Linked DNA regions of Homo sapiens: all the other regions are linked to region 1. The links are chromatin loops, found by intact Hi-C in ENCODE. Cell type or tissue: endothelial cell of umbilical vein. All regions are shown on one strand. Region 1 holds the start of MIR1252 (microRNA 1252). Region 2 overlaps PPP1R12A-AS2 (PPP1R12A antisense RNA 2). Region 3 has its middle 97 kb from the start of MIR1252.

The links. A loop is a pair of places that touch in the nucleus more often than their neighbours do. Peaks named below come from ENCODE experiments on the same cell type or tissue, not always from the same donor. Only the 100,000 strongest peaks of a DNase experiment are listed, where the experiment ranks them.
Region 2: a loop joins it to region 1, with 12 times the contacts of the local background. A loop is called at or near these places in 31 of 110 quality-filtered maps.
Region 3: it touches region 1 in a loop (4-fold over the local background); 3 of 110 quality-filtered maps call a loop at or near these places.

What each region holds. Positions count from the first base shown.
Region 1 is chr12:79,416,363-79,424,362 of GRCh38, reverse strand. The region is part of intron 9 of SYT1 (synaptotagmin 1); the gene reads right to left. MIR1252 (microRNA 1252) reads right to left here and starts at 5,106; the gene lies at 5,042-5,106. In endothelial cell of umbilical vein, a CTCF peak has its summit at 4,022 (motif pointing left); DNase peaks (open chromatin) are centred at 42, 1,922 and 4,022; H3K27ac peaks cover 4,619 bases.
Region 2 is chr12:79,734,552-79,742,551 of GRCh38, reverse strand. All of the region lies in intron 4 of PPP1R12A-AS2 (PPP1R12A antisense RNA 2), which reads right to left. Among named protein-coding and RNA genes, the nearest start is that of PAWR, 48 kb to the right of the region's middle. In endothelial cell of umbilical vein, a CTCF peak has its summit at 4,237 (motif pointing right); a DNase peak (open chromatin) is centred at 4,261.
Region 3 is chr12:79,511,936-79,519,935 of GRCh38, reverse strand. No RefSeq gene overlaps it. Among named protein-coding and RNA genes, the nearest start is that of MIR1252, 97 kb to the right of the region's middle. RefSeq lists enhancers at 6,239-6,739, 6,740-7,240. In endothelial cell of umbilical vein, a CTCF peak has its summit at 7,652; a DNase peak (open chromatin) is centred at 4,985; H3K27ac peaks cover 1,380 bases.

The sequences.
Region 1 (8,000 bases):
ATGGCATTTGTTTGTAAAGGCACTTTCAGAGAAAGAGCATGATTCATTTGAAAGGCTCTCTCTGTGGTTATTTGTTTTCTGGTGATGCAGAAATTCTTCTAAATAGGTCATCATAATACTGATAATCATCTCCACGGTAACCAGCTTTCAAGGCAACTGGCTGAGGGTTACATTTCTAGATGGGGGAAATTGCATTAGAGGCATGGTAGTGACACAAGAAGCTGTAAGCTAGTGCCATTCGAATTCCCTTATACGTACAGCATTTATCAAATACTCTCTTTATAATCTGAACTAAGTATGACTTGTTTGAGGGACATTTGTAGGTGATGCTTCATCTCATTTTTAGGTAATGCTCCATCTATTAACCTAAATAGAAAAAAGAAATAACCAAATACTTGTTGGTTATTTCAACAAGTATTTGGTTATTTCTTTTTTCTATTTAGGTTAATAGATCCAGGTGCTTAGGCCTTCTAATGCTAACCCAGAGCCGGTATCTTGGGAGATTTCAGGAACAAGTGTTCACTCTCACCTTCCTCTCTCTGCTTGCCTCCATCTGTATAGGTGTTCGGCATATTTAGGAGAGGGACTAGATTTCTGTGGGATTGTGCAATAACATCTCGACCATAACATATCATGAAATTGAAGAATTTTTCTGATAAATGGGTTTCTTAGATCTGAGGCAATCCATTTTGCAGTGTCCAGGGATAAGACTAAGCAATTTCTTAGAACTATTCCACAGTTTAAGTCCTTGAAATGTTTTTTAGCCAAGAGTAAGAGGCTAAGCTGGCAAGGAACCCAACCAAACCACCTCAGCTTTATGTTTTTGTTTTGTTTTGTTGTGTGTATGTGTGTTTGTCTATGTCTTAAAGTACTTACAAAATTCTGAGGGCAGAGCTACTTCACAGCTGTCTTATACTTGCAGACTCTAAGGCTTAATTAGAGTTAAAAGAACTAGTTGAGGCCTCCAGGCTCAGGTGATAGAATGAAAGCAGATTATAGAGTCTCTCTCTTTCTCTTTCTCTCAGAACTAAAAACAAGGGATACCAACAATGAAAACCACTAGCTCCCTCCTTTCTAGTAATAAGTCAGCAATGAAATAAGGAAAAGACTGTAACCTAATAATATGGACATTAAAACAAAACAAAGCATGCATGCACGTGTGCACACATGTGTGGGCGCACAGACACACACACATACAATGCTGGCTCACAAAAGAACAGATCTTGGAGTGGTACAGTGTAGCTTCTAACCCTGAACTCCCTTCCTGCCCCTGGAACCTTACTGGTGAATTACTGAACTCTCAAGACCTCACTATAGTCTTCAGATCTGGAGAGAAACTAACTAAATGACTATCCTTATTTTTCTCATTTTTGTCTGAAGGGTAGTGGATTGGCTATTGGACAGAAGTGGGCTGCTTCTTTCTGACAGAGCATGTATCGGTAAAGATACCACATTGCATATAAACTCATTAGAAAGGGGAATCGTCTCATTTGTTCACACAGCTTACTTCCAGCACCTAGATTAGAATGTGCCTTGCAAAGGAGAGGGGCTCAATAAAAATTTGCTGAATGATTTTAAAAAATCCTAGAGTGTTCCCCTTCAGGATGGATATGTATTCTGATTAAAGAGAGGGATTAAAATGTAGTTCAAAGTATCTAACAAATCCCAGAGAGAGAGAGAGAGAGAGCACGAGCAACCAAAAGTGCAGAGCCCAGGAGTTCTAACTCAGATGTCACACAGCTTCAGCAGAGCTTTCCCTTCCCTCTCTACTCCCTGCACCATTTCCTTAGGCTGCAGTTAAGTGGATGGTATCCAAAATCAAGTTCTTTAACCATAGCTTTGGGGAAAAAAGTTAGAGTCTATGGAAATTGAGTCAATAAGTCACCTATACTAGATAGAACAGAGAAGATCCAGATAAAGCGTTCAGGTATGAGTAAGATGGGGGAAATCAGTGACAAACATCCAAACATGCTAAGGCAATGCTCCCAAATGAAAATAAACAAAACCAATCAACCTTAAAAGAAAGGAACATAGCATGCAAAAGAAAGATGAAACTCCCTCTTTTAAAGAAAACATAGTCCAAAGAACAAAACAAAATTCCTCAGAAGTGCTTTGTACTATGAATCAAGTTAATGAGAACATGAACTCAGAAAAACAAGAGCTCAAAGATGAGTTGACAGAACCCCAGGAAGGTTACAGAACTAAGGAGGCTGAGTACAAAAACAATATTATAGAGTGAATTTTTAAAAGGTGACAGAGCAAGGAACAAAATAAACATGGCTGCAAATAAAATTACCGGCCTCGAGGAATGGCTTGTAAATACAAGGGAACCAAAGGAATTAGAAGGTGACAGATTGGAGTTCAAAAGCACTTAACATGAGGAAATTGATGTCCCTGAAGGAGAAGTTTCAATAAATGGAACAGGAAAAGTATTCACAAATACCACACAAGGAAATTTCACTAAAGAGAAAGAATAACCACATTTATAGATTGAAAGAACATACCATGTTCTAGGAAATACTGGTAACAGAATGCTTAACACAGCCCTGATTGAATACTTACAATTCAAGTATAAAGACATTCCTTGGGAATTTGAGAAAACAAACAAACAAACAAAAACACCCACCACCACCAACAATAAAAAAAAAAAACAGAAAACAAAAAAACAAAAAAAGTGTCACATTGGATAAAGCAAAAATTAGACTGGCTTCAAATGTCTCCATAACAGCATTCAATGCAAGAGCAATATGTATACCAACCAACATGTCAAGACAGATATTCTATCATGAAAGAATTTCAGTCAAGATGACATATAATTGGGTCTTGTGAATTTCTGGCCAGAATGGTTAGTAATGATGGTGTAGCCACCTTTAGAATAGCTATGCTAGCATTTTTCCAAAGTGTGACCTTTGAACTCCAGTGAGGTGTTCCTTGAACAAGGAAACTATGGTCAAACAGTTCAGAAGCACAGACTCTCTAAATGGCGCACCTTAGAAATTTATAAAACACACCAGCATATAAAAGAGTTCAAGACAGTAATGAAAAAGCAGCAGATCTCATTTGGAGGAAGTTTCATCTACCACAATGGATGGGAAAACAATTTAATAACTCAAAATAGCAATCAATTCCAAAACAATTCATATTTATTTTTCTACTTCCTCCTCCCCAAAATAAAATGTTATTATTTATTCATTCATTTATTTTAAAGCAATACGATCTTAAAATCCAGTTCAGGAATAAAAAAAGCAGAGTGGTGTTTTTAGGTCTACTTTGAAAGTACTAACAATAAATTCCCTCCTAAAGCAGCCATGTCAAATCTTTAAGCATGGCTCAATTTCACATCTGCTTTGTTTAAAGGAAAGCATCTTTGTGAAGGTTGCATTCCCACTGTGGAACTCTGGAAGTGGCAGGACTTTAGCTTGGTATTAAACGAGAGAAATTCTAGGAGATGTTCTGAAGCTGAACACTTTTTTTTTCCTTAGGGAACCAGGAACAATGTAACTGAGAAGGCAAAGGAGTAAATATCTTTTATTCTAGAAGAAAAACAATGCTACTACCACTTTGCAATACTTTTTCCTACTTCTCAGTATTTCTCCCATTTACATAAGCATAGTTTTTGATAGTGTGCAATGCCCTTCTATTTAGATTACAAACCACTGCTTTAGAATGGTGGAAGACTACTCTCTACTCACATCATATCTCTCTTGTGCTACTTTGAACTGGAAAAAGTGTTTTAATTCCAGACTGACTTGTTTCTGTTTCCCTACCTCCTCCTTGTCAGAGGACAGAAGTGTGCCAGGAATGTGGAATGAAAAAGCTGGAGGTAACTTTCAGCTTTGAGATAGTGTTATATTGTCTGTCCTTCTAAGATACTGCCCAGAGCTGACTGAGGTGAGAGAGTGGGTTGAAGAGTAACTGAGGTCAAAGGATTTCAACCAGTAAAGAAGGGAGGGACCCATAAACTGGAATGCAGGTATAAGATGCAGCAATTACCAGGATATGCTGCCCTCTTCAGGGTTTTTAAGGGAAAACTCACCAGTTAAAATTGGCTGAACATTTAAAAGTCTAACAGTGCCAACATGGCAAGGATATGAGCAATAGGAAAGCTCACACACTTCTGGTTGGGGTGTTATTTAATACATCTAGGAAATTTAAAAATTGTGCATACCCTACATTCCAGCAATCCCACTCTTATGTAAATATCTAGAAATACTCACCCACATTTGCACAAGGAGCTATGTTGTATTGTCTGTGACAGCAAGAGATTAGAAACAATTCAAAAATCCATTAGCTGACCAACTGGGGTATTTACCTACCATGGCATGTTATACAGCAATAAAAAGTAACAACGTTACTTTAATCAACACAGATACATCCCAAGAATGAAATATGGAGTCAAGTTGCAGAAGGATATATGATACAATTTATATAAAGCTTGAAAATGCACAAAATACATACAGTAAAGTGCCATTTATATGGCTGAAAACATACAAAACCAAAACTGTGTGTGTCATAAAAACATACATTGGAATGACAAACAAAATGAGAAAACAGGGTTGGGAATCATAAATTCAAGGTAACAGTTACCTCTGAGGAGAGAATGAGAGAAAGGAGATAAAGAGGACATAGGCTATTTTGATTATAGATGTTAGGTTTTATTTCTTTAGTGTGATAGGTACAAGAGTCTTCATTATATTATTATTTATACTTACTATTGTAGACCTCAAATATTTCATTAAAAAAATTGAGGTACTCCGAGTCAGATTCAACTAAAATGTATGAAGCACTTGCCATGTAGATAAAGCAGTGCTTTTCCACATTGGGCAGTGTAACAGCCAACACTGGAGAAGTCTATGCTTAGAAATGTAATTGAATCCCATTATCTGGCAACTTCTGCATTGTACCCTCAGATCCTTTGTTAGCCAGTGTGATCCCACCTGACCTGCTGCCGGATACTGTGAGCTTACCACTATGACTGATGAATTCATGGAGAAAGGGTGCAGTGGAAGGAGAAGAAAAGCAAGGTAGATTATTAAGATTTAGAAAAAAGGAAATTAAGCTCATTTGGAATTCTCTTTTCTAAATGAATTCAATTTCCTTCTTTCTACACCTCACATTTTTTCTCAACTTACCAATTTCTCAACAACTGTGTGATGGGAAATGTGAGTAGAAATTTAAAAATTCTTATAGAATCATTAGTCCCTTCTACATAGAGAAAAGGCAAAACTTTCTATTGGTTTCGTTTTGCCTAAAATAAGTAAGACTCAGTGGTCAATTAGTGGGATGTGTAAGCTGAAGTTAGATGTTCACTTCTGAGGCACCTATAGGGGAAGAAGGTACTACCCTCTATCAGTGGTTGTTAACTCTGGCTTCACAGTATAATCACCTGAGTTTTAAAATCTACTGACCCCTTGGCCATTCCCCCAGAAATTCTGAATTAGCTGTTCTGGGGTGGGGCCTCAGGTGTTCATATTTTACAAATATCACTTCCCAGGTGATTCTAACGTGCATACAGCATTGAAAACCACTCTTATCTCTCGGGCTCTGATATACCTGATATTGAACACATTTCAGGGCCATTGGTTACCACGGTTGGAAGAGTTACTGCTGGCCTTTCTTGTCAAGTTCATGACATGATGGGAGAGACCTTGGACAGATGTTTGTTTCCACTAATTGTCTCTCTACTCAGACATCTTTAAGACTTCTTGCCCAAACTCTCTGCTGGAGAATATTCTCTGTGCCTTGGCTCTTTCTTCATTCTTTTGTGCAAGGCCAGGTGTTTTGGAAACAGGCAGGGCTGTGCTATGCAGTGGGGGTGGTGAAGTCACCCACAAGGTCACAAAGATAATTGGTTTACTGTCTAACAGGTTCGGGCTCTTCAAACTCTTGGCCAGCCTCTTGACTTACATGTTGGTTAAAAGAATCATAAATCAATTACTTTTAAGCCTCCCCCTAACCAAAACCCCATTGGAGAGATTGTCAATAACATAAAGAAAAACCACGAATTTGAGAGCTAAAAAGTTAGTGTAACCTTCCATCCAGTGGACATTTTTAACAACACCTTATGAAATGATCATTCGGGCACCAAGTGAAAAATTTTCGCTAATTTCCATGCAAAATACTTCTAGGAAATTCCTATACATCTGGACCAAATGTTAGCGCTGGGACTACAAGGAGCAGCAGTCACTGTTCCAGCCCTTGATGATGGACAAGTGATTACAGGGACAGACCTATAACCAAGTAATTAAATAAGACATGAGACATCTAAGAAGACCTGTACATGTTCTATATACAAGTCATAAACATTAGAAAGAGGACGCTTTGTGTAGATCAGCTTTGCAGGAGAGTTTTTCACAGAGGGAGTAACGGTAGAGTAAGGTTTTTCAGCTTTGTCTTCAATATGTGTTCCCAGCATTGCCTGGGAACTGATTAGAAATGCAGAACATCGGGCCCCATCTTAGGCCCACAGAAGTAAAGTCTTTTTAACAAGATTCTCAGGACATGATATGCAAAAGAAAAACAGAAAAGCACAACTTTAGAGGTTCTCCAGGTTGAAGTGGGGGGTGGGAGTGGGGGGATACTATGATGACAGTTCAGGGAGAGCACTGACACCCACAAAACCTCCCCTGTGTGAATGCATAGTGTTATTACTGCTGGAGCATAGGGTAAATGATGCCATTTACAAGTGATGCCATTTGGAGAGGCAGGCCTGGACCTTGTCATGAAAGGGCTTGCAGAGCATTCTAAGGAATTCGAATTTCATCATGAAGGTAGTGAGAAGCTAATTAAAACCAATTAAATATTTTAAACAGGAGAGAGGCATAATGAGATTTTTGCTTTAGGATGAGGCCATTGGTAGTAACGTCAAGGCAGGAGCCAAGGGGGCTGGGCTTTGAGAGGCTGTTGTCATCAGTAGAGAAGTGGTGAGGGCCTAAACCAAGGCAGGTTGCGGGAAAGGAGGCAGAGGTGGAGATAAGAGAGAGATTTAGGAGGAATGAGCAACAGGGCATATTACTACATGATATTCCACATTTCCTTAAAAATCCTTTTAGAAATACATTGTATGCAATTGGATGAAGAGAAACCAACCACCTGGCCACCTAAGCAATCAACTAGCAAACAGAAAACGCAAACTCTCAATCACCAAATCCTAAATAAAAGTACAATTTAAGAAAATATGATTAGGAGGAAGACACAGGTTTCAATGACAAATTGTAAAAGCAGGGAAGACTAAATGAACATGTTCATTGTTTCTTTGTTTTTTGCTACCTCAAATTTTCAGAGACACTTTTGATAACTGACAATTGATACATGCTTTGCAATTCAGAGTAAGTTACAAATATATCATTGTTAGATATTATAGGAATCTTGAAGAAGAGAAAACACACACACACACATATTAGGATTTTCGTTGTATTTTTGCTATTTATGACTACACAGGGCTTCAGTTTTCTTACTGGCCAAAAAAGAAGCTATTCTTTTATGTTTCCTTGAAAGTGCAATCATTTTTAAGAGTATATTGTACCTTTTATATCTTCTTTCTTTATCAATAGTGTATAATAGAACTTGTTCATCTCAAATTTTCCTTTCAAAGCAGAAATGCATTTCAAATAGTTTGCTGTTTGAAATATTAACATGGCTGATTACTTTTTACTCATTCTTTTAGCAAAAAAATTAGACTTAGCCTTTTCTTTCCATTCTTAGGTTTTAATCAACAATACAAATTATGTATGAGAAGCCTTAGTGTATTATTAGCTGAGTTTTTTAAAAGATATTTGACAAAGCCCAAAACTAAATTACCAATGCTCGCATTTTTCTGAGTCATATTTTTTAATCTTTGAAAAAATAGTGATCATCTGTTATTTTACTACAATAATATGAATATAAACCTAAACTCTATTTAGAAGAGGATCTATACATAAAATGTCAAAATGTTAATGCCAATAAGGTTGTATGTTTCTAAGAAGCATTTGGACATGAAATGAAAATGGCAAAGATGT
Region 2 (8,000 bases), 320 kb before region 1:
CCACTTCTTATGCTTCTTCCCCTGAGATAGGAAGGGAGAGGAGTACAGCAGGAGGACTATAACTGTGCTGAAGATGAGTTTAGATGACTGCCCCAAACAAAGAAATGCACTTCTAAGTGTTTCTCCTGCAGCCTTGGCTGGAATATGTGCACAGGGATACAGACAATCCAAACTCCTCCATATTGTGAGGCACACTCAAAACTGAGTGAATGACTGAATAACTAAACAGAATAATGTTAGATATATATCAGGAGATAATATAAATTCACAGAAAGCAAAGAACAGTATTGATGGGCTTAATGCTTGTGTTTTATTGTTGTTATTGTTTTGTTTTGTTTTTAATTGAGACAGAGTCTGGCTCTGTTGCCCAGGCTGGAGTACAGTGGCAGGATCTCGGCTCACTGCAACCTCCGCCTTCTGGGTTCAAGTGATTCTCATGCCTCAGCCTCCCAAGTAGCTAGGATTACAGGCATGCACCACCATGCCTAGCTAATTTTGTATTGTTAGTAGGGATGGGGTTTCACCATGTTGGCCAAGCTGGTCTTGAACTCCTGACGTCAGGTGATCCACCACCTAACCTCACAAAGTGCTGGGATTACAGGCGTAAGCCACTGCACCTGGCCAATTTTTTAAAAGATCTACTTGGAAAATATAAGGACCACAAAATACATTTAGTAGCTTAATAAGGGACATGTTAAACAAGATTTCAAATGGCAAAGTTATACATTTAACATGCATAATTAGGCATTATTCTCAAATATAATTAGTACTCAATATTTTACACTTTGAAAAAAATTTACATTATACTTTTACTTTAAATATTGCCAGACTTTTTTAAAAAGGGCTATATTTGCACTTTACCAATATGCCAACATTTTTTTTTCTAAGTTCATCAGTAAACCACTGAATGGACATGTCTGCAAGCACAGTTTATTAATGTGAGCCTGTGTGAGTATTGTTAGGGAGATGTTGAGGATCCATAATGTAGATACTGTATCTCAATAATGACATTTTGCCTGTTATAGCATGTTTATGTTTCTGGATTTGGGACAGGAAAAGCATTGGAAGGGGTAGCAAATCTTGCATAGAATCCTTAAAAATTATCATCTGTATTCATTTATACATCTTTGAAAATATTAATAGAAGCAAGAATATTTTTCTCAAAACTTGGTACAAAAATCTCTTTAGAAATCACTAATATTGGCTGGGTGCAGTGGCTCACGCCTGTAATCCCAGCACTTTGGGAGGCCGAGGCAGGCGGATTATGAGGTCAGGAGATTGAGACCATCCTGGCCAACATGGTGAAACCCCGTCTCTCCTAAAAATACAAAAATTAGCTGGGTATAGTGGTGCGCACCTGCAGTCGCAGTTACTTGGGAGGCTGAGGCAGAAGAATTGCTTGAACCCGGGAGGCGGAGGTTGCAGTGAGCCGAGATCACGCCATTGCACTCCAGCCTGGCAACAGAGCAAGACTCCATCTAAAAAAAAAAAAAGAGAGACAAAGAAAAAAGAAATCACCAATATTTCACATTTATTTGATACTGATCCTAAAAATAAAAGTGTTCTTTTTGTAGCCTACATGCTTATTATTGCCTTATTCTTTAAGAAGTTCCATGTTGGCTCCAGACTAAGAAATTTGCAACCTCAAGTCAAAATGGAACATGTTAGTTTTCCAACTTGTATTATTCAAAAATTTAAAAATATGTGTCACTAGGCACAAAATCTACTTGTTATAATTATGTGTGATAATAGATTTTTTGGGTATTAAGAATTTTATGTGAGTATTGTGAAAAACTTGTGACTTTTTGCCATTGCAAGTCTACGCAACCAGTGAAACCAAAAAACTGTGGGAAAGAACTTTGAAGGCTTTGCTGATTGCTTTGCTAAATATTATCTGGTATGTTTAGTTATAAATAAAAAAAGAAATTAACATTTCTTGATACCTTACTATGTGCCAAGCATTGATAAGCACTTTATGCACAGTATATCATTTAATCCTCACAACAACCATAAGAGGCAGTCTGGTTTTTCAGTTGACTGGGGTAAGAGGAAGAAATTGAATTCATGAGCTTAAGGCATGAGCAATGAAGCCAGGAGCTGAACAATATCTTACTTCATACCCATTCTACTTCATGTAATTTCAAGTCAACACCAAAGTTCTCATGTACTTTTCCTTCAAAACGTGCCGTTTTCTCCCACGTCTTCAACATTCAATCTAAACCACTGAACTAAAGAATTCTGAGGGTGTTCCAATGTTCAGATTTTCTTTGAGTATTTTCTGACATAAGTGATGACTGCTACCCACAAACTTCATGTCTGATCCTTGCCCTTGAAAGTGGACTACATTTGCATCATGTTTTCTTAGTAAATCTTTTTGAATTGTTAGTCTGAAAATATGAATCTAGTCAATGGTTTAAAATTTCTCAATTATTAAAATAAATGTAGCCAGGCACAGTGGCTCAGGCCACTTTGGGAGGTTGAAGCAAGAGGATTGCTTGAGCCCAGGAATTGGGACACCAGCCCAGGCAACATGGTGAAACCCCATCTCTACATAAAATACAAAAATTAGCTGGGTGTGATGGTATGCGCCTGTGGTGCAAGGTACTCAGGAGGCTGACGTCGGAGGATGGCTTAAGCACAGGAGATCAAGGCTGCAGTGAGCTGTGATTATGCCACTGCACTCCAGAGCCTGGGCTACAGAGTGAGACTCTGTCTCAAAAAAAAAAAAAAAAAAAAAAGAAAGAAAAAAAAAAGTCTCAAACACCTGAAAGCATAATTTGCACAGGTTGAGAGTTTTAAATGGACACTTAAATATGTTTTCCAAATTCCTCCCATTAGTTAAACTTTTTCAGTCCTGTTAAGTATTATCTCAGACCTTTTTCTCTTTTCTGGTGGTGATGGTGATATTTCATGTTTTTCTTCTTTCTTTTTCTTTTTTTTTTTTTTTTTTTTTTGAGACAGAGCCTTGCTCTGTCACCCAGGCTGGCTGACTGCAACCTCTCGGCTCACTGCAACCTCTGCCTCCCAGGCTCAAGTGATTCTCCTGCCTCAGCCTCCTGAGTAGCTGGGATTACAGGCACCCGCCACCATGCCCAGCTAGTTTTTGTATTTTTAGTAGAGATGGGGTTTCACCATGTTGGCCAGGCTGGTCTCAAACTCCTGACCTCAAGTGATCTGCCCACCTCAGCCTCCTAAAGTGCTGGGATTACAGGTATGAGCCACCACTCCTGGCCATTTTTTCTTAAAACCGTTTTCTGTTCTATTCCTGTCACTGATCCCATTCCTCTCAGTGGTCACCTTTGTACCCTACAATTCTTGGGTTTATTCAGGTTCCTTTTACAGACCAGTTAACAACATCCCTTTTCCTTGTCCGCCAAACATCTTTTGTCTACTTAAGTATTTAGTCATCATTGTCATAATTGTTCTGAAAATGGCTTTGATAAGTGGGCCAGCCCAGAAGACCAGCAATTTCTAAAGTTAATAACACCTTGGGCAAACAAATTATTTCATGATTCACTCCTTTCATGACCCCTCATAAGAGAAAAAAATTGTATGGTGAGAATAAAGATGTAATTAAGTGTTTTAGGTATTCGATAGTTGTACTGATGGGTTTGGTCTGCAGACAATTGCTTTGATGTTAGGACAAGGATTGTATCTGTTCAGTGTAAGTTTTCATTGAAAGAAATATATGCTCATTAGAAAACCTCACATGGTTAAAACCTTCTAATGATTAAATTGAGTACTTAATTCTAATTGTAGCCCTTATGACAAGTCTTTATATGGTCACAAGATTTTTTTTAAACACAGAAAAATACCTGATTTAGTAAAAAATCTGAATCAGAATTTAAAAAAAATTTAGTACTTCTAAGCACCTACTGAACCCAACTGTTCATTTTACAGGAATCCTAAGGATCTGTGCTAAGTGTCTGTTTTTCTGATTTAAGAATGAACAGTAATTAGCAGGTAATTTGAGTTTGAAAATAATTTATCTAAATAATTTACTCTATTAAGGAGAAAGTTTTTAATTAGTAGAGATAAATTACAGCTAACCCAAAACCAAGTCTCTTCTTTTGTATTCTGAAAAGCATTTTTCACCTAAAATGTTACAGAAAAAAAAGCGGCTGAGGTAGTTGGCGATGACTTTTAGTATACCTATTGATAAAGCATAAACAAAAGTGGGGTGGGGCATTGAAATGTCTTCTTAATTGCTACCGATACCTGCCACTCAAACCACTAGGTGGCACCAATAAGCTTTTCCGATATGTACAATAAATGTACCTATGTTTAAGGCACTCCTTGAACAATATCCCATACCATGACTACCAAAATGCTTAAAAATTCTACCCATATACTTAAGAATTACTGCACAAAGTTATGCCTCTAGACAACAATAAATGGTGTTGCTATTTGATTGTTGACAAAAGTATTGAGAAAGCAATCTAAATACAAGTCACCATGATTTAGTGGAAAAAACACTGGAGTGAGGGTCAATAGTCCTTGTTCTGTTCTCAGCTTCACCACCAACTACCTCAGTGTCTTGAGTAGTCACTAAACCTCTCTGGTTTCTATCTCCTGATCAGTAAAGTGAAAGATTGGGACTAGATGAGTTGGTTTCAAAATGTAAGTAAAAGCCTCTTTTCTTCTACAAAATCCCTCAGAATTCTAATATGGAAAACAGATGAAAGCAAGACTGAGAAGGGAGGGAAGCGTGGTTGGATGTTGGAAAGAGAAGAAGGTATGAGAAGCACCTTTTGCTCTGCTTCCCACCAGTCTCCTCAGTGTCCAACCTGTGGTCCAGAAAAAAAAATAATTTGGATACCAATGAAATAGAAAATTACTAACAACTCTGTGATCCAGAAGTCTGTAAATCCAAGTATGTAGCACTATGTCCAAGTTCTTAAGCATTTTCCAACTTTAGCGGCCCAATTCCAGGATATAGTACAGCTATTATTTTCTCCATTTTACAAATAAATAGTAAACTAAGGATGGGTAATTTAATAGTTTTCTAAAAGTCTCCTTTGAGATTCACTTGCAGTTGTAAAAAAAAAAAAAAGAAAGAAAAAAAAGAAAAAAGAAAACCAAGCAGAAATCCCATGTAAAATTTACCCAGTTTCCTCTAATGGGAACATTTTGCAAAATTATAGTATAATATCACAACTAGGATATTCACATCAATACAGTCAAGATACAGAACAATTCCAACACCACAAGAATCTCTGTTTCCCATTTATAGCTGCACACATTTTACTCCTACCTTGACTCTTTACTTAGCCCCTGGAAACCTCTAATTTGTTCTCCATTTCTACGATTTTTGTTATTTCAAGAATGTTATATAAATGGAATCGTATGTATGTAAGCTTTCAGGATTTATTTTTTCATTAAGCATAATTCTCTGAAGATTCATTCAGGTTGCTGCATGTATTAATAATGCATTCCTTTTTATTGCTGAGGAGTAGTTCATGGTATGGATATGTCACAGATTTTTTTTTTGGAGGCAGAGTTTCGCTCTTGTTGCCCAGGCTGGCGTGCAATGGTGCGATCTTGGCTCACCACAACCTCCACCTTCTGGGTTCAAGTGATTCTCCTGCCTCAGACTCCCGAGTAGCTGGGATTACAGGCATGCACCACCACGCCCGGCTAATTTTGTATTTTTAGTAGAGATGGAGTTTCTCCATGTTGGTCAAGTTGGTCTTGAACTCCTGACCTCAGGTGATCCGCCCGCCTCGGCCTCCCAAAGTGCTGAGATTACAGGCGTGAGCCACCACACTCGGCCTGTGTCACAGATTTTTAAGCATTCACCCATTGAAGGATTGAAGGACATCTAAATTGTTTCCAGGTGTTTGCTTGCTTGTTTGTTTTTGAGACAAGGTCTCACTCTGTTGTCCAGGCTGGAGTGCAGTGGCACAATCTCAGCTCACTGCAACCTCTGCCTATGGAGCTCAAGCTATCCTTCTACCTCAGCCTCCTGAGTAGTTGGGACCACAGGCGTGCACCACCACACTTGGCCAATTTTTGTATTTTTTTTTTTTTTATAGAAATGAGGTTTCACCATGTTGCCCAAGCTGGTTTTTAACTTCTGAGCTCAAGAAATCCGCCTACCGCATATGGCCCTCCAATTTTTGACTCTTATAAATAAAGCTGCTATAAATATTTGTGTACACCTTTTCATGTGAATATAAATTTTTATTTCTCTAGGATAAATGCCCAGGAGTGCAATTGCTGGGTCACTGTGTAGTTGCATGTTTAGTTTTTTCTTATTTTTAATTTTTATGGATACATAATAGTTGCACATATTTATAGGGTAGAAGTAATATTTTGATATAAGCATTAAATGTGTAATGATCAAATCAGGGTAACTGGGGTATCATCATCTTGAACATTTCTTGAACATTTATCATTTCTTTGTGTTAGGGACATCCCAATTCCACTCTGCTATTGTGAAATATACAATAAATTTTTGTTAACTATGGTCACCTTATTGTGCTACCAAACATTATATCTGATTCCTTCTATCTATATTTTTGTACCCACTAACCAATTCCTCTTTATCCCCCTTTCCCCACCTCTGGTATCCTTCCTAGCCTCTGGTATCCTTCCTAGCCTCTGGTAATGATCATTCTACCCTGTATCTTCATGAGATCAACACATTTAGCTCCCACATATGAGTGAGAAAATGTGATATTTGTCTTGCTGCGCCTGGCTTATTTCACTTAACGTAATGCCTTACAGTTCCATCCATATTGTTGCAAACAACAGAATTTCGTTCTTTTTTGTGGCTGAATAATTTTCTATTGTAGATATATGTACCACATTTTCTTTGTCCATTTATCCATCGATGGATACTTAGGTTGATTCCCTATCTTGGCTACTGTGAATAATAGTGCTGCAATAAACATGGGAGTGCAGATACTTCTTCAATATACTGATTTCCTTTTATATGGATCCTATACCCAGCAGTAGGATTGCTGGATCATTGGGTAGTTATATTTTTAGTTGTTTGAGAGGTCTCCATACTGTTCTCCATAGTGACTGTGCTAATTTACATTCCCACCAACAGTGTTGGAGGGTTCCACTTTCTCCCTATCTGCCCTAGCATCCGTTATTGCCTTTTTTATAAAAGTCATTTTAACTGGACTGAGATAGTATCTCATAGTTTTGATTTGCAGTTCTCTGATGATTGGTGATGTTGAGCATTTTGTAATATACCTGTCGGCCATCTGTATGTCTTCTTTTGAGAAATGTCTATTCATATCTTTCACCCATTTTCAATTTGAATTTTTTCTGTTGAGACGTCTGAGCTCCTTATATATTCTGGTTATTAATCCCATGTCAGATAGGTAGTTGGCAAATATTTTCTCCCATGCTGTGGGTTGTCTTTTCACTTTGTTGATTGTTTCCTCTGCTGTGATCCCATTTGTCCATTTTTTGCTTTAGTTGCCTGTGCTTTTGCGATCTTACTCAAGAAATCTTTGCACAAATCAATGACCTAGATAATTTTCCTAATGTTATCTTATAGTAGGTTCATAGTTTCAGGTCTTACATTTAAGTTTCTATTCAATTTAGATTTGATTTTTGTATATAATATGAGATAGGGGTTTAATTTTCTCCTTCTTCATATAAATATCCAGTTTCCAAGCACCATTTATTGTTCTTTCCCAATGTATGTTCTTGGTACCTTCACATGTTTAGTTCTAAAAGAAACTATTTTCCAGAGTAGGTGTATCATTTTGTATTCCCAATGGCAATGTAGGAGTGATAGTTTTTTTTTGCATCCTCACCAGAATTTGGTGTTTTCACTAATTTTTTAAATTTTAAAAAAATTTTAGTCATTCTCATAGGTGTGTAGTATTATGCATTGTGGTTTTAATTTGAATTCCCTAATATCTAATGATGTTAAACATCTTTGTATATGCTTTTTGATATCTGTATATTCGCTCTGGTAAAATTTATTTTGTCCACTTTATACTTGGATTTTTAAATTTTATTTTTTATTTATGTAT
Region 3 (8,000 bases), 96 kb before region 1:
AGAGGATGTAACATCTCAAGGAAGCCTTCCCCATCTGCCTTTACCCAGCCAGTCTCAATCCAAATGTTCCTTTTCCCTATTCCCATAGCATCCTCTGTATACTGCCATCATTCCCATAGGTTCCTGAATTTGTTTATGTGTCTGTTCTGGACAGTGAGCTCATATTCTTTCTTGCATGCCTAATGCTTAGTTGAATAGTACTTGAACTCAACTAATTAGTTTTTAATTTTAACATTACCATTACTGATACTTAACAGCTATTGGGCACTTATTATGTGCTAGGTATTATACTAAGTACTTTACATGATTTATTTCATTTAATCTTGATAACTCTGAATGAAGCCCTATCATTGTTATTGTTACTTTACAGATGAAGAAGCTGAGCTTTAGTAAGTTGTCACTTGACCAAGGTAGGAAAATAGCATGGTATAGAGATGTTGTATGGCATGGAGGACAGAGTAAAGGGCAAAGTTAAAGCCAGAAGACTGAGAATTGAATTCCAGGCCCACTACCCTTGGCTGTCAGATTATGGAGAAACTTTGTTAAACTATGTGAGCCCTCTGCTTCATAACTAATATGAAGGTTGTTAAAAATCTTTGCCTCACAGAATGCTGAGGACCAAATGGGATAATGCATTTGGAGTCACTTGAAAACTGTTGCATTTGTGAGAAAATTATGTGTAATTTTTTAAATGTAATTCACTGTTCTTATTTAGATATAACTGCCTTCCATTCTTTCCCCTCTAGTCACATAAGGCACATAGTTGTAATCACAGCATGCATTCAATTTTATGGCCAACTTTTCCAGTTATGAATATTGTTTGTTATGTGTTTTTTTCTTTTTTATTGTAAAGTTTGTGAAGTATATCACACATGGAAGAGTATATAAAATGTACATATCTGTGTGTATATATATATATACATGCATTTTAAAGAATAATTAGAAAATGAAAAGTTGGCCGGGCACAATGGCTCATGCCTGTAATCTCAGCACTTTGGGAGGCCAAGGTGGGCAGATCACCTGAGGTCAGGAGTTCGAGACCAGCCTGGCCAACATGGTGAAACCCTGTCTCTAATAAAAATACAAAAAATATTAGCTGGGCATGGTAGCGAGCGCCTGTAATCCCAGCTACTCAGGAGGCTGAGGCAGGAGAATCGCTTGATCCTGGGAGGCGGAGGCTGCAGTAAGCCAACACCGTGCCGCTGCACTCCAGCCTGGGCAACAGAGCGAGACTCTGTATATTAATAATAATAATAATAATAATAAAATAAAAAGGAAATGAAAAGCTGTGTATATGCCAACCAGATCAAAATATTACTGACACTTTAGAAAAAGCTCTGTGTTTCTTCCTAATTGCATTCATTTTTTCCCTTCCAAAGGAAATGCTATACGAGTTTTGTATTTATTATGATGTTTTTCTGTATAGCTGTACCACCTATATTTGTATAATTTAAGAAAACATTGTTTAATTTTAAAGAAACTAAGTAGCAAGCACAAACTTAGCTGTGTAAGGAAAAGTCAATATTGCCACTATTAGATGAAAACTTCCAAGGAAACAACTTGTGCAGAATCACTAGACTATAGCCTGGCCTCAGCCCCTTTTGGGATGTCAGGGGACACGGTCATGAGTGAATGCAGTGAAACAGGGTTTAGCACAGTTGAGGTATCTGGAAGGAATGTGGATGTTCAGGTACTGGATGTCCAATAGGAATAGGGGAAAAGGCTGCATTGTATTTTCTGCTTACGAGCTCACTATGGCCTACCTCAAACTTTCAGGAATAGGTCAAAGCAAAACATTTCACGGGAGAGAAATTAGTATTCCTAGCTAATCCAAGAGTCAGGGTGTGGAGCGAAGAGATGCATCTGCACATGATTCAAATAAGCCAAGTATATATGAAAATCTGGGCCAGGCTTTATTTGGGCATTCAGTCCTCAGATTAAAATAATAGCAAAAAGGAAGCAGAATCTTGCTCATGATACTTCTTAATATGACAGTCAATTGAATAACACTGTTCTGATTGGACTCTATACTTACTGTATGACTGTAATCTTGGGATCATCCTTCACTTTTTCCTGGGTATTCCATTTGCTTCCCTTTTGTGTTGGATCTCCTATTTTCCTAAATATCCTGTTTTCCTCTTTCTTGATTTACTTCCTTGTTTTGGTAGAACACATTCATCAGTTTCACTTAATGTTGAGTTAATGGGATATATATATATATATGTTTTGAGATCTTGAATGCCTAAAAATGCCTGTATTCCACCTTCATCCTCTTGCTTGGTATTTGGTTGGGTATAGAATTTTAAGTTGGATATCATTTGAAGTCATTTTTCCATTGTCTTCCAGCTTCAGTATAGCTATTGAGATGTCCAATGTTATTCTCATATCAGATTCTTTGTATGGTCACCACATTCTTTTCCTCATCCTCACTGTCCTCTTTGTCCTCTTCCTCCTCCTCCGTCTCCTCCTCTTCCTCTCCCTTTCTCTCTGGAAACTTACGGAATCTTCTCTTGGTCCTAGTGTTTTGAAATGTCACCATAATATGTTTCATTCTTATTTTCATCCACTGTATTGGGCACTCATTGGACTCTTTCAATCTAGTATCTCAGTTTTGGGAAATTTTTCTGAATTATTTTGTTGATAATTTCCTCCTCTATATTCTCTGTTTCTGAAACTCCTACTATGTAAGCACTGGATTTTTTGGATTGGCTCCATTATTTTTTTTTAATCTTTTTTTTTTTTCCTCTTATTTCCCATATCTTTGTCCTTTAGTGTGTGTGAGTGTACAACTTATGGGAACTTTTATCAACCCTTCTTTTGTTTCTTGGGGTTTTTCTTGTTGTTGTTTTTTTTAACTTTTGTGATCACATTTTAAATTTATGAGAGCATTTTTTTTTCTCAGAAATGTCTCTTTTAAAAAATAGCGTCTTCTTTTATGAATGCATTATCTTCTCTGATCAAAAACATATTGTTTGGCTGGGTGTGGTGGCTCACACCTGTAATCCCAGCACTTTGGGAGGCCAAGGTGGGCGGATCACCTGAGGTTAGGAGTTCGAGACCAGCCTGGCCAATATGGCAAAACCCCATCTCTACTAAAAATACAAAAATTAGCCAGGCATGGTGGCGGGCGCTTACAATCCCAGCTACTTGGGAGGCTGAGGTAGGAGAATTGCTTGAACCTGAGAGGCAGAGGCTGCAGTGAAGCTGAGATCGCACCACTGCACTCCAGCCTGGGTGACAGAGCGAGACTCTATCTGAAAAAACAAAACATATTGATATTTTCTGTTTTTGCATGGTCTCTCCTTCCACTAAGTTACTTTTTTTCCTAATTTTGTGCTTTGGGTCTCTGTATTCCATATTGGGTTGAGCATGTTTTCATATGTGTAAAGGCATTTGTATTTCCTATTCCGATCACTGCCTATCCATATCCAATGTTTTAAGATTGGCAATCACTGGGATTGTCCTGAATGTAAGAAAATACTCTCCAAAACTCCTTTTTTTTTCTTTGTTTTTGCGATGGAGTTTCACTCGTGTTGCCCAGGCTGGAGTGCAATGGCATGATCTTGGCTCACTATAACCTTCGCCTCCTGGGTTCCAGTGGTTCTCCTGCCTCAGCCTCTCAAGTAGCTGGGATTACAGGTGTGCACCACCTTGTCCGGCTAATTTTAGTAGAGACGGGGTTTCTCCATGTTGGTCAGGCTGGTCTTGAACTCCTGACCTCAGGTGATCCACCCGCCTTGGCCTCCCAAAGTGCTGGGATTACAGGTGTGAGCCACTGCACCCGGCCCGAAAATTCTTAAAATATAAATTTGTAACACTTTTTCTGGAGAGCAAGTAGGCAGTATTCGCAACATTTGAAATGCGTATACTCTTTGATCAAGAATTCAGCATCAGAGAAATGTAAATTAAAGCTACATTGAGAAGTTTCTGACCAGGGTGGAATAAATGGAAAAGATTTTCTTTCTTACCTTACCTAAAAATCTGGGCAAAATATATATGAAACAACAGTTTTCAGACATTGGATAATAGGCAGCACAGAGATATATTTCTGGGAGAAGGAAAACAAATAAGGTTAGATTTGTGACTGTGCCAGCTTATTGCCTGGAGGCAGTTTCCAGGACACAGCACAGGGAGGGGGCCCAAATAGAACCTGGCACTCTCCATTAAGTGAAAAGACAGATTACAGTTTGGGGAGGCCAAAGTAGCAAGAATCTGTGGGTCAGAGTACCGCAGAGAATGGAGTTGCAGAGAGGGAGAGACAGAGAGAGGGGAGAAGGGAGGGAGGGAGGGAGATGATACGAGCAAGATGGTGAGATAAAAGGTCCCATGGCATCTCTCCCCGCCCCACAAAAATGCAACTTGAAACTACTCCAAGACAAGAATACCATCCTGAATTTACCAGAAATCAGGGGAGAAGCAGAAAAACCTCCTGGGCCCACAGACAGAGAGAATCTATGACTTGTAAGAGAAATGGTCATTTCAGACTGTGCTGCCCCTCTGGCAAGCCTGCATAACATCACTTATAGAGAATTTCCCAGGTTAGAGAAGGGAATCAGAGGTGGACATTTGATCTCCCACCAGTCTGGAAATCTTCAAGGGAATCCTACTCAAGTCCTGTCCCATAGGAATCACTGGGGTGCAAGGAGGGCTGAACCACCCAGAGTGAACTGCACACAAAGAGCAGGACACAGATTGCAGCAAATAGCATGTGGATTTTGATGGATACTTTGTGCTCCCATCAGCAGGGATGCCATGATAAAGAGACAGGCTGGGGCCATAGTGCCACAGGGGGCACAATTCACAGGAAGGCCTCAATTCCCTGGTCAGAGTTTTCATTAAGCCCAGGTTCTTGTGTGGAGCCTTTCCCTGGCCTAGAAACAACTAAAAGGTCAGGATTAAGTTCCAGTGCCCACTTATTCTTCCCCATCCTGGAAAACAACGACAGAGCAGCAATATATTTCTGGAGCAACATTAAGTTCTGGTGCTCACTGTAAGTCTTCCCCAGAGCAGGAAATAACAACAGGACAATGAATCACTTCCACTGCAGTGTTTTAGTTCTGGTGCTCATTATAGGTCCTCCCTAGAATGGGAAGAGACAACAGTCCAAGATTTTAAGTTCTGATACTAATTAGTAAAGGTCTAATACTACCAAAGAACACCTACAAAAACTTGAAGGGGTGACTGTCTCCTCAAATGCACTGCCATCAATGTAAAGGTGCAAAGATTGTGAAAACTCAGGGAAATATGACACCATTAAAAGGAACCAATGGACCTAGAATTGAAGATGTATACAATGACAGACAGAGAAGTTAGAATAATTCTCTTAAAGTTCAGGGAATCACAAAAAATATGGATAGAAAATTAAATGAAATTAGGGAAACAGCCCAGGAACAAAATACTAAATTTAATAAATAAATAGAAACAATTTTTTAAACCAAATAGAAATCCTAGAAATACAATAACTGAATTAAAAAATTTATTAGAAAGCTTCTACAGCAGACATGATCAACCAGAAGAAAGAATTAACAAGATCGAAGACAGAACATATAAAATTACCTAATCAGAGAAGCAAAAGGAAAAAAAGAATGAAAAAGAGTGAAGAAGGCCTACAAGAATTATGAAACACCATCTAGCTAACTAACCTCCTCATAAAAGGAATTCCTGTTTGGGCTGGTGGCTCTTGCCTGTAATCCCAGCACTTTGGGAGGCCGAGGCCCGTGGATCAGGAGGTCAGGAGATCGAGACCATCCTGGCTAACACAGTGAAACCCCATCTCCACTAAAAATACAAAAAGATTAGCCGGGCGTGGTGGCAGGCGCCTGTAATCCCAGCTACTCGGGAGGCTGAGGCAGGAGAATGGCGTGAACCTGGGAGGCGGAGCTTGCAGTGAGCCGAGATTGTGCCACTGCACTCCAGCCTGGGTGACAGAGTGAAACTCTGTCTCAAAAAAAAAAAAAAAGGAATTCCCAAAGGAGACAAGAGAGGGAAAGGCATAGAGAGGGAGGGAGAGAGAGAAAGAAAAAATGAAAGGGAGGGAAGGAAGAAGAGGGAAGGAGAGGCTGAGCTGCAGAGGGGTCCTAAGTATTGATTTGTACATGTGTGAGAAAAAAATTCTCCAAGACCAGAATAACAACCATCAGAAAGGAGTAGGAACAATCGTGGCTGGAGCTCAAGGCTAGGAATAGTTCATCTGCCCACCAGACATAGTGGAAAGATTTCATTATATACAACACATTGGGAAGAAACCTCTAGAGTGTTATCTTAGTATTGGAATTAAATTAGCCTTTGATTGGCCGGGTGTGGTGGCTCATGCCTGTTATCCTAGAACTTTGGGAGGTCAAGGCGAGTGGATCACCTGAGGGCAGGAGTTCGAGACCAGCCTGGCCAACATGGTGAAACCCTGTCTCTACTAAAAGTACAAAAATTAGCTGGGCGTGATGGTGAGTGCCTGTAATCTCAGCTACTCAGGAGGCTGAGGCACGAGAATTGCTTCAACCTGGGAGGTGGAGGTTGCAGTGAGCCAAGATTGTGCCACTGTACTCCAGCCTGGGCAACAGAGCAAGACTCCATCTCAAAAAAAGAAAAATAAAAAAAAAAAGCCAGGTGCGATGGCTCAGGCTGGGAGCGGTGGCTCACACCTGTAATCCCAGCACTTTGGGAGGCTGAGGCAGGCAGATCACGAGGTCAAGAGATCGAGGCCATCCTGGCCAACATGGTGAAAACTCATCTCTACTAAAAATACAAAAATTAGCTTGGCATGGTGGCACATGCCTGTAGTCCCAGCTACTCAGGAGGCTGAGGCAGGAGAATCGCTTGAACCCGGGAGGGGGAGGTTGCAGTGAGCCCAGATCACGCCACTGCACTCCAGCCTGGCGACAGAGCGAGACTGCCAAAAAAAGAAAAAGAAATCACAGAGTACAAGAAGCCTTAAAAAAAAACAACAGAGCATCATGATCTGTGGGACAATATCAAGCAGTCAAAACTACATGTAATTGGATTCCCAGGAAAAGAGGGAGAGGGGAGAGAAAAATATTTGAAAAAAAAAAAAAGACTCAAAATTTTGCAAAATTGATGAAACTATAAACCTATAGATATGAGAAGCATGACAAACACCAAACATAAGAAACACGAATGAAGCCACATCAACTCATAATAAAATTGCTGAAAAGTGGTAGTGATGAGAAAAATCTTAAAAGCAGCCAGGAAAAAAAAAAGAAAAGACACATTAGAAAAAAAAAAAAAACAAAGATATGGGAAGGAGTCACAGAATAGTCCGAAGGGGAGAAACCGGACTGAAACCCACTCAGTCCTGGCCCAGGGTGCCTCACCTGGATGATACTTCCAGCTCAGGCTGTTCCCAGTCCTGGGAGAGAGCTTAGGACATTTCAGAGAGGAGATTCTGATGACCATAATCATGTTAGACCAGGTCCAGACTTGAAGTGCCCTGCATGGAAGACACTGTCTCTGGGCAGTTCGAGACACCAGGTTTAGAAAATGTCAAGGAAGATGCTCCAAAGCACAGGGATCCCGGAGTGGCATGACCCAGGAGAAAAGCCTCACTTGCCCTGGTCTAAAGGCATTACTGCTTCCTCCCTTTCTTCCCAGGGAAATACCTAAAATTATAGTTTAAAGATGTCAGAGCGTCCATCAAACTGAAGGAAAGCATGCAACAGCGCCCCCATCTTGCAGCTCTCACTCATCCTTGCGGCTGATTGCACATGATACAAGTGGGAGAAAGAAGCGTCTATTGTATTAAACCAATGAGATTTCAGGATGTGTTTGTTACAGCAGCTACCCAATAATTTCCACAACTATTCATCCCAGCTCCTCCATGTTTTAATTACCTGTGAACTTGGATAACCTCCAGAAGGGCTGCATTCTGCAAGGTAGAGGTCTTTTTCTGCACATTCTTTTGAGTATTCTCCATCAATCCAGTGCCGTGTGATTTTTATAGTTAAAACATTTCACAACATTCCTACTCTGCTGGTGGCACTTTGTTC